Regions from separate parts of the Homo sapiens genome. Here region 2 is linked to region 1. A link is an interaction called in ENCODE POLR2A ChIA-PET data of the cell type or tissue named here. Cell type or tissue: B cell. All regions are shown on one strand.

The links. ChIA-PET counts read pairs that join two places held together with the same protein. Peaks named below come from ENCODE experiments on the same cell type or tissue, not always from the same donor. Only the 100,000 strongest peaks of a DNase experiment are listed, where the experiment ranks them.
Region 2: POLR2A ChIA-PET joins it to region 1 with 7 read pairs; 2 of 35 experiments call an interaction of 5 or more read pairs at or near these places.

What each region holds. Positions count from the first base shown.
Region 1 is chr17:66,201,274-66,209,273 of GRCh38, reverse strand. No RefSeq gene overlaps it. Among named protein-coding and RNA genes, the nearest start is that of CEP112, 13 kb to the right of the region's middle. In B cell, no CTCF peak of the experiment used is centred here; no DNase peak of the experiment used is centred here.
Region 2 is chr17:65,150,390-65,158,389 of GRCh38, reverse strand. It overlaps RGS9 (regulator of G protein signaling 9), which reads right to left. Exons shown (of 19, transcript NM_003835.4): 2 at 4,872-4,968; 3 at 45-95. Among named protein-coding and RNA genes, the nearest start is that of RGS9, 17 kb to the right of the region's middle. RefSeq lists an enhancer at 2,955-3,114. In B cell, no CTCF peak of the experiment used is centred here; a DNase peak (open chromatin) is centred at 3,269.

The sequences.
Region 1 (8,000 bases):
AAGGAATTTAAAAAGACACAAATAAATGGAATAATATTAATGTTCATAGATTGGAAGAATTAATATTGTTAAAATGTCCATGTTACCCAAAGTGATCTACAGATTTAGTGCAATCCCTATCAAAATTCCAATGACATTTTTCACAGAAATAGAAAAAACAATTTGTATGAAACTACAAAGGCCCCTGAAGAGCCAAAGCGATCTTGAATGAAAAGAACAAAGCTACAGTCATCACATTATCTAACTTCAAAATATACTACAAAGCTATAGTAATCAAATCAGCTGGTAAAAATACAGACACATAGACCAATGTAAGAGAATAGGCAGTTCAAAAATAAACTCACACATTATAGTCAATTGATTTTCTACAGAATGTCAGGGGTTGGCCAGGGCTGCAGTCTTATCTGAAGGGTCAAGTGGAGGAGGATTCACTTCCAAGCTCACTCAGTGGTTGTTGGCATGATTCAATTCCCTTTGGGCTATTGGAAGAGAGCCTCAATTTTTTACTGTTTACCTGTGACTTCCCTCAATTCATTGCCCTTCAGTCCTTAAAGGAAAATTGGATGGCACAGTACAGTACCCATGACAATACACTCTTTTTTTTTTTTGCTTGATCCACTGCTTTGTATGCTTTCTGAGAATAGCTCCTCCAGGATTCTGATAGACCTCTTTTCTTGGGTGAAACTCAGTAGAGTAAGGTTAGTGAGATAAACTACAACACCTGATGCTGCAGTTGGCCTTCGAACTGCAACTGATACTCATCTTCTTCCTCCACCACCATCCATTTCGTATTCTCCTCATCCTTGGCTGGCTCTTCTGTTGGTCTCAGTGGCTCTTCTGGTGGTGTGACAAAGACCTTCATCCTTGAGGGGTCTGAAAGGCCTCTATGCCTTTCTGATGTTTCTATGATTTTTATAATCAAAATTGTATCAAGGAGTACTGAGGAGGCAGCAGCCCTATTTGCTCCTGATGATCAGAGTCAATGACCCTTTCTAAGATGGTGAGATCTTTGCTTGCTGGTTCCTTGGCAAAAGGAGCCCAAAGTTGCCAGGCACCATCTGTAGTTTATAGTTCAATAGGACTTGCTGTGCCCCTAGTGGAAGTGTTTCCCTTTTGGAAACAAGGCCTTTTAAACTATTTATAGATTTCAGATGTGGAACAAAAGCATAAGTGTCCCCAAGTGAGTCAAGGGGAGAGATAATAACTTGGCCACTGCTGCTTCAAATCCTTGATTCCCAGACCCATGTATTGTTCCTACTGGGGAGACAATGAAGATGTTTGATTTAAAGTATATACTTCATCATAGAGGATCATATCTCAAAGCTGGTGCTTTGATTATGCTTTCAACAGGCCATTTCAAGGTTCTATCAGCTGGCAGCTTCTGGATGGTTTGGTAGGTAATGTGATCAGTTGGTCCTGTGGTCAGGGGCCTATTGTCATACCTCCTTTACTATAAAATGGGTTATCTGGTCTGATACAATGTTATGTGGGATCCTGTATCAGTGGATTCGAACTCCGTAAGTCCTCAGATAGTGATGCAGGAAAAACAAATGCATATCCAAATAAGTATTGATTCCCAGCATAATGGATCTGTACTCCTTCAGTAGAAGTAGGTCCAATGCAGTCAACTTGATACCTTATGTGCCAGTGGATCTGCTTGTGAGATAGTGTCATCTTGGAGGCTCAACATTGGCCTCTGGTCTCTGTTGCTTGCCAGGTTGGACATTCAACCAAGGCAGCATCCAGATCAATCTATATAAGTAGGAGACCATGCTGTTGGGCCTATGAATTATCTCCATCCTTGTTACCATAGCCATTTCAGTCATGTGGCCATTATGCCAGCACTGGGGTGGCCAGTGTTAGAGGCCAGATGCTGTCAACTGGCTGAGTCTTTTTCTCTATCTGGTTATGTAGTACCTTGCTAGTGGGAGTTAACATGTGCATCAAAGATCTTCACACTTTGTGCCCACCCCATTTATTCATTCACATGCCTCTACTCCTAGTCCTCTTTGTACCTGATCTACCCATCTTTCTTCTCACCTCTCAGACTCTGTCAAGCCACTACCTATGAGTTCATATATATTCTAATCATAAGCCACTTCTTTTTCCACACAAGGAAGATGACCATCCAAAATTCTTCCCATGGGGAGGACTTTTTCTCACCACTGTTTTTCAAGATGCTCTTTGAATAAGCTGTATTGTAGCTGTCATCCTTTTTTTTACCTACACACATGTACAGACCTTCATATCCATGAACCAAGCTCAGGCTTTTTCCTCCGCTCTAAGCTGGTCCTACGGGATCATATGGGGTCATATGGCTATAGATGTGCACTTAGGAATGCCATTAGTACAACAGTGATGGATGATGTGGAGTTTTGACCTTCTGATCACGTAGCTTCAGGGTATATCCATTATCATCTTATCATGAGTTGTTGCTAGGCACACTTGACCTCATGACTTGGTGGGTATGACAGAATATAGCTGGTGATGGGCAGCTGTAACTGCCTGGTCACTTGGTGCCAAGCATCTAGTATATTAGAAATTGTTTCTCAAGTGGCATCTAATTCTCCACTGTAGATGAGATGGCCCTGCTTTTTAGTCTTCTTAGATCTAGAAGAGTTCTTCCATTTTTCTTCCTCCTTTCTTACAATCTATATATATTTGAGATGGAGTCTTGCTCTGTTGTCCTGGCTGGAGTACAGTGGTGTGATCTCACTCACTGCAACTTCTCCTGCCTCAGCTTCCCAAGTAGCTGGGATTACAGGTGCCCACCACCATGCCTATTTAATTTTTTTTTTTTTTTTTAGTTGAGACAGGGTTTCACCATGTTGGCCAGGCTAGTCTTGAACTCATGACCTCAAGAGATTTGCCCACCTTGGCCTCTCAAAGTGCTGGGATGACAGGGGTGAGACACTGTGCCCCCTCACAATCTTAATATTTTTAAAGAGTAGAGGACAATCATTTGGGTTTGTCTGAAGTTATGTTATGACGCGATTTCAGTTGTATTGTTGCCGGGATTACAAGAGAAGTGAGATTGTAATCTTCTTAGTGCATCATATCAGGAAGTACATGATATCAATTTATGCCATTACTATTGGTAATGTTAACTATGATTACTTGGCTAGAAATCTGATGTCTGCCAGATTTCTACATTGTAATCTTACTATATTGTCCTTTGTAATTAATTAATCAGTATCTCATGGGGAGATACTTCACAACTATGTGGATATCCTGTTTTTCATCAAATTTTCATCCAGTAATTTTAGATTTTTACCTAAATCAATTGTTTTTGTGATGGTTGCCAACAAGTAATTTTTAAATTTATCACTCCTTCTACATTTATTATTTCTCATTCTGCTGTAAGGGAGTACTTTCCCATTTCCCCAAATTAATTAGTTAATTAATATTAGTGTGAACACATGGATCCTTATTCAGTGAGTTATGATTCACTAATATAATTAATTATTTTGATGCTTGAGTTGTCACAGAATTGATCAGTGGGAGCCACTTCAAGTGGCTCATGTGTCTTTTTGATATGTCTCCATATCCTTTGGGTACTTCCTAATTTTATTTAAAAAACAAATTTTTTTTTTTGAGACAGCGTTTCTCTCTTGTTGCCCAGGCTAGAGTGCAATGGTGCGATCTTGGCTCACCACAACCTCCGCCTCCCGGGTTCAAGCAATTCTCCTGCCTCAGCCTCCCGAGTAGCTGGGATTATAGGCATGCGCCACCACACCCAGTGAATTTTGTATTTTCAGTAGAGATGGGGTTTCTCCATGTTGGTCAGGCTGGTCTTGAACTCCCGACCTCAGGTGATCCGCCCGCCTCGGCCTTCCAAAGTGCTGATATTACAGGTGTGAGCCACCGTGCCCGGCCCAGGACTCTGAATTCCTTCTTTGTACTTTTCTGAATTTTGTATTATCCTTTTGTATTCCTTCTTTGTATTATCCTGACTTTTGAGGAAGCTCAAAACAGCTATTTTGAATTCTCTGTAGGAAAGGTCACATATCTCTCTCTTTAGGATAGGTCACTGTTGCCTTATTTAGTTCATTTGGTGAGGTCATGTTTTCCAGCATGGTTTTGATGCTTATGGATATTAATTGTTGTCTGGGCATTAAAGAGTTAGGTATTTATTGCAGTCTTTGCAGTCTGGGCTTGTTTGTTGGGAAGGCTTTCCAAGTATTCAAAGGCAATCGAGTGTTGTGATCTAAGTCTTTGGTCACTGCAACAATATGTGCACTAGGAGAACCCTAAGCCCAGCAATGATGACTCTTGCAGAGCTCTTAAGGTATCACTTTGGTGGTCTTAAGTAAGATCCAAGAGAATTCCCTGGATTACCAGGCAAAGACTCTTGCTCTCTTCTCTTATTTTCACCCAGACAGAGTCTCTTTCTCCATGCTGAACTGCTTGGAGCTGGGTGACACAAGCAGCCTTGTGGCCTCAACAACTGGGACTGTACTAGGTCAGACCTGAAGCCAGCACGGCACTGGGTCTTGCCTGGCTACCGTCTGTTGTTCACTCAAGGCCTAAAGGCTCTTTAGTCAACAGGTGGCGAATCCAGCCAGGCTTGTGTCCCTCCCTTCAGGGTGGTGAGCTCTCCCTAAGCCCAGGGCAGGTCCAGAAATGCTGTCTGGGCAGGGCCTGGACTTGGGAACGTTAGGAATCTACCTGGTGCTCTTTCCACTGCGCCTGAGCTGGCACCTAAACCGCAAGATGAAGTCCTTCCTACTCTTCCATCTTCTTCCCTCAAGGAGAAGGAGTCTCTCCCCCTAGTCACCACAATCCCAGGCCTGCAGTGATCACTGCCTGGCTACCAGTGATGTTCACTCAAGGCCCAAGAGCTCTTCAGTCAGCTTGTGGTGAAGGCTGCCAGGCTTCAGTCTCTTCCTTCATGCACTGGGCACTGTGCTCCCCTCTGGCTCAGAGCAAGTCCAGAAATGCCACTCAGGGGCCAAGGCCTGGAATCAGGGACCCCAGGATCCTGCTTTGTGCTCTATCCCACTATGGCCGACTTGGTACCCAAGCTGCAAGACAAAGCCCCTTTACTCTTTCCTCTCCTTTCCTCAAGTAGAAGGAGTCTCTCCCTGTGACCACCACAGCTGGAAATGTGCTGGGTCACACCTGAAGTCGGCATGGCGCGGGATCTCACTCAAGTCTTGTGGTGAGTACTGCCTGGCAACTGGTGGTGTTAATTCAAGTCCGAGGACTCTTGGATCATCCGGTAATGAATCCTGCCTGAACCGGTACTTCTCTTTAAGACAGTGGCTAGAGTGTGTCAAGAAACGTTGTCCAGCAGACAGGGCCTGGAACGGGGGCCTCAGGATTCAGCCTGGTGCCCTATTCTACTGTGACTGAGCTGGAATGCAAGTTGCAAGACAAAGTTCTCTTTACCCTCCTCTCTCCTCTCCCCAGGCAGAAGGAAGTAGTCTCTCCTGGAGCTGCAAGCTGTGCTGCCTGAGGTCGTGGGAGGGGTAACACAAGCACACCCTTGGCCACCCCAGCTGGTGTCTCACAGGTTGTGTGCACAAAAAGACCACTGGCTCCAGCTCAGCACAGCACTAGGACTTGCCTAGGAATTTCAGTCCTTGTGGCCTAGACCACCTTTCAAGTTTATTTAGGACCCCAGAGCACTTTACCCCATGGTAGTGGGGCTAGTTGGAACTCAAGTTCTGTCTGGCTGCTGGGATGGATGATTCTTTTCCAGCTAGGGCTGGTCTAAATGCTCCCTCGTGGTTACTAGGTGAATTCTGCCCTGTGTGGCTTTCTGCTGTGACAGACAGCACTGAATTCCAATGCAAAGTCCAACAAACAGTTCACACTCCCTCCCCCAAGCACACAGATTCTCCCTCTGCACCACATGGCCACTGATGGGGAAGAGCGAGGGGTGGTGTCGACAACTCGAGATTGTCTTTCCCAGCCTCTTCAATGCCCCTTTCCTTGATATAATTTTAAAGCCAGGTACAGGGATTTTTGGTTATGACGGTGCTTTTTTGCATGGATGGTTGTTCTATTTGGTGTTCCTGTGAGGGGGATGATCACTGGAGGTCTCTATGTGGCCATCTTGCTCCACCACTTCTTTTTTTTTTTTTTTTTTTTGAGGCGGAGTCTCACTCTGTAGCCAGGCTGGAGTGCAGTGGCACGATCTCGGTTCACTGCAGCCTCTGCCTCCTGGCTTCAAGCAATTCTCCTGCCTCAGCCTCCCCAGTAGCTGGGACAACAGGTGTGCACCACCATGCTTTTGGTTAAAACACAATACTCCAAGCTTGTCATAATTTGTAAACCTCAGCTTTCTAAACCTCAGCCATTTCCCCAATGAACTGAAGATAACGGTGTTTAGAAATGAAGGTCTGGGCCGGGCGTGGTGGCTCACGCTTGTAATCCTAGCACTTTGGGAGGCTGAGGTGGGTAGATCACGAGGTCAGAAGATCGAGACCATCTTAGCTAACACGATGAAACCCCGTCTCTACTAAAAATACAAAAAATTAGCCGGGCATGGTGGCGGGCGCGGTGGCGGGCGCCTGTAGTCCCAGCTACTCTGGAGGCCGAGGCAGAAGAATGATGTGAACCGGGAGGCGGAGCTTGCAGTGAGCCGAGATTTCACCACTGCACTCCAACCTGGGTGACAGAGTGAGACTCCGTCTTAAAAAAAAAAAAAGAAATCAAGGTCTGCATTGTGTCTGGGTGTAGTGCTCATTGATACAGAGGCATCACTGCTTCTAGGTCTTCTTCAACAGACAGAGCTAGGAAATACATACACATATTTATGTACACATGCACTACTCATATACACAATAATTAGGTCTGCATTTTGATAGCACCAGATAGTCAGCATGCCTAACTTTGACACCTCAGCACTTCTGTTTTAAACCCTTAGCACTTTTCCAACACTCCTCCCTTCCCCAGCCTATTCTACAAAGAAGCTCCTGGGATATGGCAAGTTTGTTGAAGGTTGTGTTTTGTGCCATTTTGTTCACTGGAAGGCATTTTAGGGGGCTGGATAGGTTTGGATCACTGAAAAATAATCAGAGCAGACTTTAGAGCTTAGACGATAGTCCTGATTCCTCTCATTTAATCGTATTTTCACAGAAATAAAAATCTGCTATTTTTGTAATTGGAAGAGGCAATTTGGATTTGAGGAGTCCATCGGTAGAAACTGCCCAATTGCAGCCCCTCTATTTAGTGATTATGTGGTCTATTTTGTGCCATAAGTAGATTCCCTTTTTCAAGTGTTTTTCTTCTTAAATGCTTTGATCACCAGGTTGCCTGTCATCACAGTTGTGCCGTACCCTCCCTAGCCATAGTTTGCGGTGATCTCCCCCTACTGGAGATGGTACAGGAAGTACTAACCGCCACAGGTAGCCTAGTGAAGAAAGAACCACAACCATAAGGAGCTGGTTATCATCCTCCTTTTTTTTTTTTTTTTTTGAGATGGAGTCTCGCTCTGTCTCCCAGGCTGGAATGCAGTGGCGCAATCTCGGCTCACTGCAAGCTCCGCCTCCCGGGTTCACGCCATTCTCCTGCCTCAGCCTCCCGAGTAGCTGGGACTACAGGTGCCCGCCACCACGCCCAGCTAATTTTTTGTATTTTTAGTAGAGACGGGGTTTCACCGTGTTAGCCAGGATGGTCTTGATCTCCTGACCTCACGATCCGCCCGCCTCGGCCTCCCAAAGTGCTGAGATTACAGGCGTGAGCCACTGCGCCCCGCCCATCCTCTATTTTTGCACAGTTGAACTGAATCTTCCCAAAGTAATATTACTCACCTAGCAATCATAGACTAAATGAACTCTATACTATATAACTGTAACTCTACAAATGCATATAACTATATAACTATACACTCTATAAATGCACATGGCTAGGGAGGTCTTCTTCCAAGACAAGTTGGTCCCTGAAGGTGCTTCTCAATGACCGTCTTTTTTCTCTTGGTTTATGGCAGGACGGCGTTCTAAATGCAAAGGAATCAATGTTTTCACGTATCTCTTATGCTATATTTCTGCAAG
Region 2 (8,000 bases), 1.1 Mb after region 1:
ACACAAAGCTGTCCCGGATAACTGAGTGCCAGATGAGCTCTCACCCAGACTGGAGATCCAAAGCCGCTGGACGATCCATTGCAGAACATCACTTCCTGAAAAACAAGAGACATTTGCGGTTATTGTCATAGCCTCCTGACACATCCCCGCTCCTCCACGCTGTTGCCTGACTGGTCTCCTTCCCGTTCAGCTGCGATTTCATTCCTCTTCGCTCAGAACCTTCAGAAACCCCCACCTCATCATGCTCAGTCCCAGCTCTGCAGCCTGTAATTCAAGGCTATCCATGATCTGACTCCAGCAGATGTGCAACTTAACACCGCACGCACCCCCAGCCCACACATACATACACACACGCTTCATCTTTACATCTCTTGTTGTATTGATCTTTTACCTGACGATAACTTGTACATGGTCTGTTATTCACTAACTGGATAGTAAATAGGCTAAGTCTAAACACACACACACACACATACACACACACAAAACAGACCCGAGGCAAGCTGTTTGCAGGGCTCTGGACCAAGCTGGGACTCTGGGAGTAAAACAGAGACAGGGATGAGAAGAGGACAGGCTGAGGGCTGGGGCCGGCTCTCCAACTCCCCAAGTTCCCAGGCAGAACTCCGAGGAGTCAGAAACTTCTAAACTTGAACCTGGCCTTCCATGACATTGTGAAGGTACTTTTGTCAGGGTAGGAGGTTGGGACCTATCCTAGTTGATTTATAACTTTAGATGATGGAATGAAGGCTCCATGTGTACTCTCGCCCCAGGCCCTGCAAATCTTAGGGGCTGGCTTGGGAACAACACACAAAAAAACATGAAAAAATGGCATGAAAAACAGCAGGAGAGGCGGGCTCAGAGGCCAGGAGAGAATGTGCACCCGTACACCCGTCCCACCCACCTGCTCCCCTCAAGGATTCAGATTTATCTAAGGGTCAAGGCAAGCCAAGTTCCACCAACAAGCCCAGAGCTGCCGTACGACCCCACAGAAGCTCTGAGCCCCTTCCCTCAGCCTGGGCCCTCTCACCTCACAAGCAGAAGGTACAGCTCGTAGGCACAAGGTAATAGCATCTCAGAAGATAGACAAGGTGCCCTGGAACGAAGCACCGCATCACAGATACCATCGTGCAGATGCCAATGGTCACATTTTCCAGCAATCTTAGCCTGCTTTCCAAAGGCCAAGCTGGAAGCCTGTCTGCATGGAAACAGGCCCACATAACACATCAAAGAAGAGGGCCAGGATTGAGACTCCACTCCCTGTGTTCTTATGTCTGGATAATTGCCAATGATACTTCCCTCCTCGGAGGCGGTGCAGGGACATTTCTTCTTATGACCCATATACACGCTCTCTGGGCGTAATTGCCTGCCTACGACCATGGCTGGGTGTAGACAACCTGTAATTCTTCCCTTCATGCCCACACCCTAGGACACAAATGTCCAGCCATGATCTCTGTCAGTGTCCACATGCACACTGTCATGGCTTTCCATGGTTCTCCCTCTGTTGCTCTTAGCATCATTCACTCCTGGATGGCTGTTCAAAAGCAAAATCCTTCATCTAAACTCCTAGGACTGGGTGTTTAGACTTTCCACACCAAGTCTCTCTCTTTAAATGCTACACAGTGGTGCGCAGGCAGAGAGACAGACCTAGGCAGACATCAGACTGATTAGCTCTCTCCACCGAGGAGCCGAGGGCTTTCTCATCCACTTGACTGCCTCCCGAAATAGATCAAATGAGATTATGGTGCCACCAGCATCTGTACCACGCGGTCTACGTTGACAGCCTGGCAGGCTGCTCAGCCTCCCGCATCAGCCACCTTTGTCCCGAGGAAGCCCTGGGACGCCTGCCGTCCAAGAAGTTAAATAATTTTTTTTTATCGGTGCTGTTGTTGCAGGACCAGGGCTTCTCCCTGTGTTGTTTCTACAGCAGCTGGAATTCACCTGTGCAGGAGGAACAAGGAAGCCATGGCAGGATGGGCGACCTCGCCCAAATCCAGGAACCAAGTGTGCCCCGTGTGCAGGGAAGGAAAGCAGCTGGTGCACAACTGACAGTAGATAAGAATATGGACTCTGGGCTGGGCGCGGTGGCTCATGCCTGTAATCCCGGCACTTTGGGAGGCCGAGGCGGGTGGATCACCTGAGGTCAGGAGTTCGAGATCAGCCTGACCAACATAGTGAAATCTCATCTCTACTAAAAATACAAAAATTAGTTGGATGTGGTGGTGGGTGCCTGTAATCCTAGCTACTCCGGAGCTGAGGCATGAGAATCGCTTGAACCCAGGAGGCAGAAGCTGCAATGAGCCAAGATAGTGCCACTGCACTCCAGCCTGAGCAACAGAGAAAGACCCTGTCTCAAAAAAAAGTATAAGTAAAAATAAAATATATATATGGACTCTGGAGTCACATTGCTGGGCTGAAATTCAAGCTCACTCATGAAATGAGCTTAAGGACATGAAGGCAAGTTGCTGAAACTCTTTGGTCTCCATAACCCCATGTGCAAAAAGTGGGCAGTCATATCTACCCTTAACTTTATTGTGAGTGTTAACAGACAATGTGTGGGAAAGCACTAGCTACCACCACCATCCAGCACCCACTGCATACTCAGCACCTGCACAGAACTCTCTCACTTCCTTCCTGCACTCGTTCCCTTAGGGAGGGATTGCCATTCTTGCATTAAAAATGAGAAAACTGGCCAGCTGTGGAGTCTCAAGCTGGTAATCCCAGCACTTTGGAAAACCGAGGCAGGAGGATCACTTGAGCCCAGGAGGTCAAGGCTGCAGTGAGCCATAATTTTATGACTGCACTCCAGCCTGGGAGACAGCATGAGACCCTGTCTCAAAACAAACAAACAAAACAAAACAAACAAACAAAAACAATGGAGAAAGTAAACTGAGACCAGGGCTACAGCTAGAAAAGACACCTGAAGGATTTAATCCTTCACTCTCCACACAAGGACAGACAATAAGTGACTCATGCATTCAATAAACTTTTACTAACCATCTGTTACAAACACAGCTCTGAGAAGCATTGGGATTACCCAGATGAGCAAGACAAGGTACTTTCCCTTAAAGGGCCCCAGTCCAGTAGAGAATTCAGGCCAAAATTAATGACAGTCAAAGGCAGGGAGGGGGACAGGGTCAGGGATGCCTTCAGGAAGAATTGCCCCAGCTGCATCTGAGGTGATGGGGGACACAAAGGCACCCTGAAAAGTCTGCCCCCTGTTTCCACTCTTTGGGTGCCCAGAGCTACGCTGGTTCTTGGCCTTTCCAAAGTCTGGCTTGTCAGTGTTTCCTTTTCCTCCATGAGCTGCTCTATAGCATTTCAATTACTTCCCCTTTTGCTCCAACAAAAGAGTGGGTCTTCTGTTGCTTGCATGCAAGGAAACCTGAGTGACACATTGCTGGTGGGGGCATCCTTTCTTCTAAGCAGTCAGAAAGGGAAAGGGGAAGCTGTGAGCCAGCTTGTCTCTGCAAAGACTAGGGCACCTTGAGTGAAAAATAAATAGTCAGGTCAGGGGTGGCATAGAGAGGGAGGCCTCACATTGAGCACAGCCGTGGTGAGGCCCGGGCTTGGGCTATGAGAAGCTGTCTGCTTCTGCAGGCAATACGCCTAAGTATGAAACATTGTCTTTACTGCAAAATCAAGATCAGAAAACAGGTAACACATTAACCAAAATGCTCTCTTAATATTGGCGTCCAGCCCTTCTTGCCAATATCCCCAAATGATGCTCTGTAGGCACCTCACCCCCACACACAGAGAGGAGACAGTGGCACCACTCCCACAGGGCAGTTGAGAAGGGCCTGAAATGAATTAGAAGGTAAACGGTGGAGCAAAACAAAGGCCAACTTTTTTCTGCTAAATAGTATTTTTTTTTCTGCTACTTGGTTTCATTAAAACAAAGCAAACAAAACAACAAAACAAAAAATGACAGTGAAGGTTTCTAAAATGACCTTCTGGGAGGAATGGCTTCAAGAAATGACCTGTTGAGTCCTTTTCTCCCTCCTGACCCCTTCCTCAGAGGAAGACTTTAGTCCAGGAGTCAGCAAATGTACTCTGTAGAGCGCTAGATAGTAAATAAACATTTCAGCTTTGTGGGAGTCTTGTTCTGTCACCCAGGCTGGAGTGCAGTGGTGCGATCTTGGCTCACTGCAAACTCCGCCTCCCGGGTTCAAGTGATTCTCATGCCTCAGCCTCCCGAGTAGCTGGGATTACAGGCATGCACCACCATGCCTGGCTAATTTTTGTATTTTTAGAAGAGATGGGGTTTCACCATGTTGGTCAGGCCGGTCTCGAACTCCCGACCTCAGGTGATCCACCTGCCTCGGCCTCCCAAAGTGCTGGGATTGTAGGTGTAAGCCACTGTGCCTGGCCACAACTATATATTTTAACTCTGCCATTGTAGTGTAAGAGCAGCCATAGACAATACATAAATGAGTGAACATGGATATGTTCCAATAAAACTTTATTTAGAAATAAAGCTTTGTTTTGTTTTGTTTTGTTTTGTTTGAGACGGAGTCTCGCTCTGTCGCCCAGGCTGGAGTGCAATGGCGCAATCTCTGCTCACTGAAAGCTCTGCCTCCCAGGTTCAGGCCATTCTCCTGCCTCATCCTCCCGAGTAGCTGGGACTATAGGCACCTGCCACCATGCCCAGCTAATTTTTTGTATTTTAATAGAGACAAGGTTTCACCGTGTTAGCCAGGATGGTCTTGATCTCCTGACCTTGTGATCCACCCGCCTCGGCCTCCCAAAGTGCTGGGATTACAGGCGTGAGCCACTGCACCTGGCCAAAAATAAAGTTTTTTACAAACACAGGAGGTGGGCCGTATTGGGCCTGTGGGGTCTATTCCAGGCCAAGACTAAAGTGCAAGCTACATCACCTGTCATGGCATGAGGAACGCTGGTGACCAGGACCCTCTGGTTCTGCATTCGGACCCCTGTCTCTGGGTTCTGCATGTCCTTCACGAGCGCTTCAATCTGCAAGACAGAACAGGAAAAAGCCGACTGACGAGAACAATTTTGAAAGTTGTGCAGGGCAATTTCCACTGCACTGAGAGGGACCTCAAAATGCAAAGGTGGACACAGGGGTTCCCCATCTGGTACAGGAGCCAGGTGGGCACTGAGTGACTCTAATGCAACCAGGACTAAGGTGTGCTCCACAGACACAGATCCCATCCCTGCATGTGAAGACTCGCAGATTCATCCTGACTGGGAGATTCTGGGGTGGCTTTTAAGGAAAGATGGAGCTTAACAAGAAAGGATTTTGCTGAACAGAAAGTGATAGAACACCATGGGCAAAGGCATGGAAGGATGACAGCTCCCAGGGTTAGTGGAACAGAAAACAGCAGGAGTTGCAGCTGGAAAAGCCAGTGGAGGCCAGACCACATGGACCTCAAAGCCACCCCTGCAGTGTGGATTTTATTCCAGTGACTGTTCCTAGAGAGCGTTCTGGAAATTTGGCCCATGACAGAGAGAAGAACACTGAAGTGTGAAGAAGTTTGCAGAGGTAGAAAAAAGTGCAGTGACCTATTCAAAGCTATTGCATACAGCCCAGGTGAGAAACGACAGTGACCAGGCACAGTGGCTCACGCCTGTAATCCCAAAATCTGGGAGGCAGAGGCGGGAGGATCGCTTAAACCCAGGAGTTTCTGACCTGCCTGGGCAACATAGTGAGACCCTGCCTCTACGAAAAACTTAAAAATTATCTGGGCGTGGTGGTACATGCCTGTAGTTCCCAGCTGCTTGGGAGGCTGAGGCAGGAGGATCACTTGAGCCCAGGAGTTCCAGGCTACAGTGAGCTATGATCGCACCACTGCACTCAGCCTGGGTGACAGAGCGAGACCCTGTCTCTTTTTAAAAAAGAAAAGAAATGACAGCGTTTCAACCCTTAACACTCCCACTCTTTGTATTCTCAGCAGAGCAGCCAGATGGGCTTTCCATTATTTTAGAATATGTCACTCTTCTGCGTGGCTGTTCCACTGCAAGGACCACTTGACTCCAAGTAAATGATAAAGTTCCCCTACTGGTCTACATGTTCGGGACCCCCTTCCTCTCTGACTTCTTTCTTACCCACTCCCCACCGGCTCCCTCTGATCCAGCCACACTGGCCACCTTCCTTCCCCCAGCCATACCAAGGACACTCCCAGCCAGCCTTGGGCGGGTCCCATGTTCTGGCTCTTCCCTCTACCTGGGCCAGTCTTCGCAAGAGACCAACTTGGCTCCCTCCTCACCTTCTTCCCCTTCTGATGGTCTCAGGAGGCCCACCCTGACCATTCCTAAAGCTGCAACCCTGAACTCCACCCTTGGCACTCCTGACGCCCTGCTCCGTTTCTCAAGAGCATGTGTGGTCTTCAAACATACAAAATAATTGACCTAGTTAATACATTGTCGGTGGTGCATCTCCCCTAGCTCCTGGAAAGCAAGCTCTTCCTGGGGGTCTTTTTCTGTTGTTGTTTGCTGCTGGATGTCAAGTGTCAGGAAGCATGCCTGCCACATAGATAGTACCCAGTAAGCAAGTGATGTGTGAATTAATAAATAAATGAGGCAGTGGCCAGGAAGATGGTAAGGAGGCATGACTTTCAGAGCCCTGGAAGAGCGAAAATAAACTGCATTTGCAAGTGATTGAAAGGTTCACTAAGGGTGACACAGAATAATGCCAAGGTTTATAACTTATAAGACCAGAGTTACCAGTTACCAAACTAGAAAATGCAAAGAAGAAGCCACTTCTGGAAGCAAAGGTGTCTGCCTTGGAAGGTCGACTGTAAGGGGCTTCTGAGATTCCCACAATGTCTGGGAGGTGATTGGAAATGACTGCCCCAGGTTCAGAAGAGACAGGGTCAGAGATATGAATTAGAGCCATGAATGTCAGGGAGAGTTGAAGCTAAAGAGAATCAACAAACTGTCCAAGGAAGCCTGCACTGCAGGAAGGCAGCCACAGGGACAGCCCTGACTATCTTTAGAGTTGTTTTTTTCATTTTTATTATTAAAAATTATTTCCCACTTGAAAAAATCAAATGGAAATAATATCAGCTGAAGGACTCTTTTTTTTTTTTTTTGGGACAGGTCTTCCTCTGTCGCCCAGGCTGGAATGCAGTGGCACGATCTTGGCTCACTGCAACCGCCACTTCCTGGGCTCAAGCAATTGTCCTACCTCGGCCTCCCGAGTAGCTGGGATTACAGACACATGACACCATGCTCAGTCAATTTTTGTATTTTTAGTAGAGACAGGGTTTTGCCATGTTGGCCACGCTGGTCTCAAACTCCTGACCTCAAGTGATCCACCTGCCTCAGCCTCCCAAAGTGCTGGCATTATAGGCATGAGCCACCACACCTGGCGTGAAGGATTTTTTTTTAAACAAACTGGATGTTTGACACTAGTCAACAAAGATGACTAGAGAAAACCCAGGTGTTTCTCTTGTTATTCGCTGTTTGCTACTGATCTTGACAAAGCTTCATGTGCAGAGGTTTCAAACTTCATGTTCCCCTGGAAAAGCCCTCACTAACGGGAAAGCTGTCCACTCCCCCTGCCCCAGATGTGCTTGCCAATGGTCAGCTGGTCATTCGACATCCAGGCACAGTCATGATCAACTCTGGGAAACCAGAGAGAAGCTGTGGTCCCTGAGCCCAAAGATCTAACTGACCAGTGCAAAGATATTCTAGGACAATGCAGAACATGCAATGACAAGGGTGAGTCTATGGTGTCATGTGAACACAGCAGTGCCTAGAGCTGGGCAGGAGAGAAGGACTCCTCCTAGGTTTATTTTTATTTTTATTTTTTTAGACTGAGTTTCTCTCTGTTGCTCAGGCTGGAGTGCAGTGGCATGATCTCAGCTCACTGCAATCTCCGCCTCCCGAGTTCAAATGATTCTCTTGCCTCAGCCTCCCAAGTAGCTGGGATTACAGGTGCCCGCCACCACGCCCAGCTAATTTTTGTATTTTTAGTAGAAACAGGGTTTTACCATGTTGGCCAGGCTGGTCTCGAACTCCTGACCTCAAATGATCCACCCGCT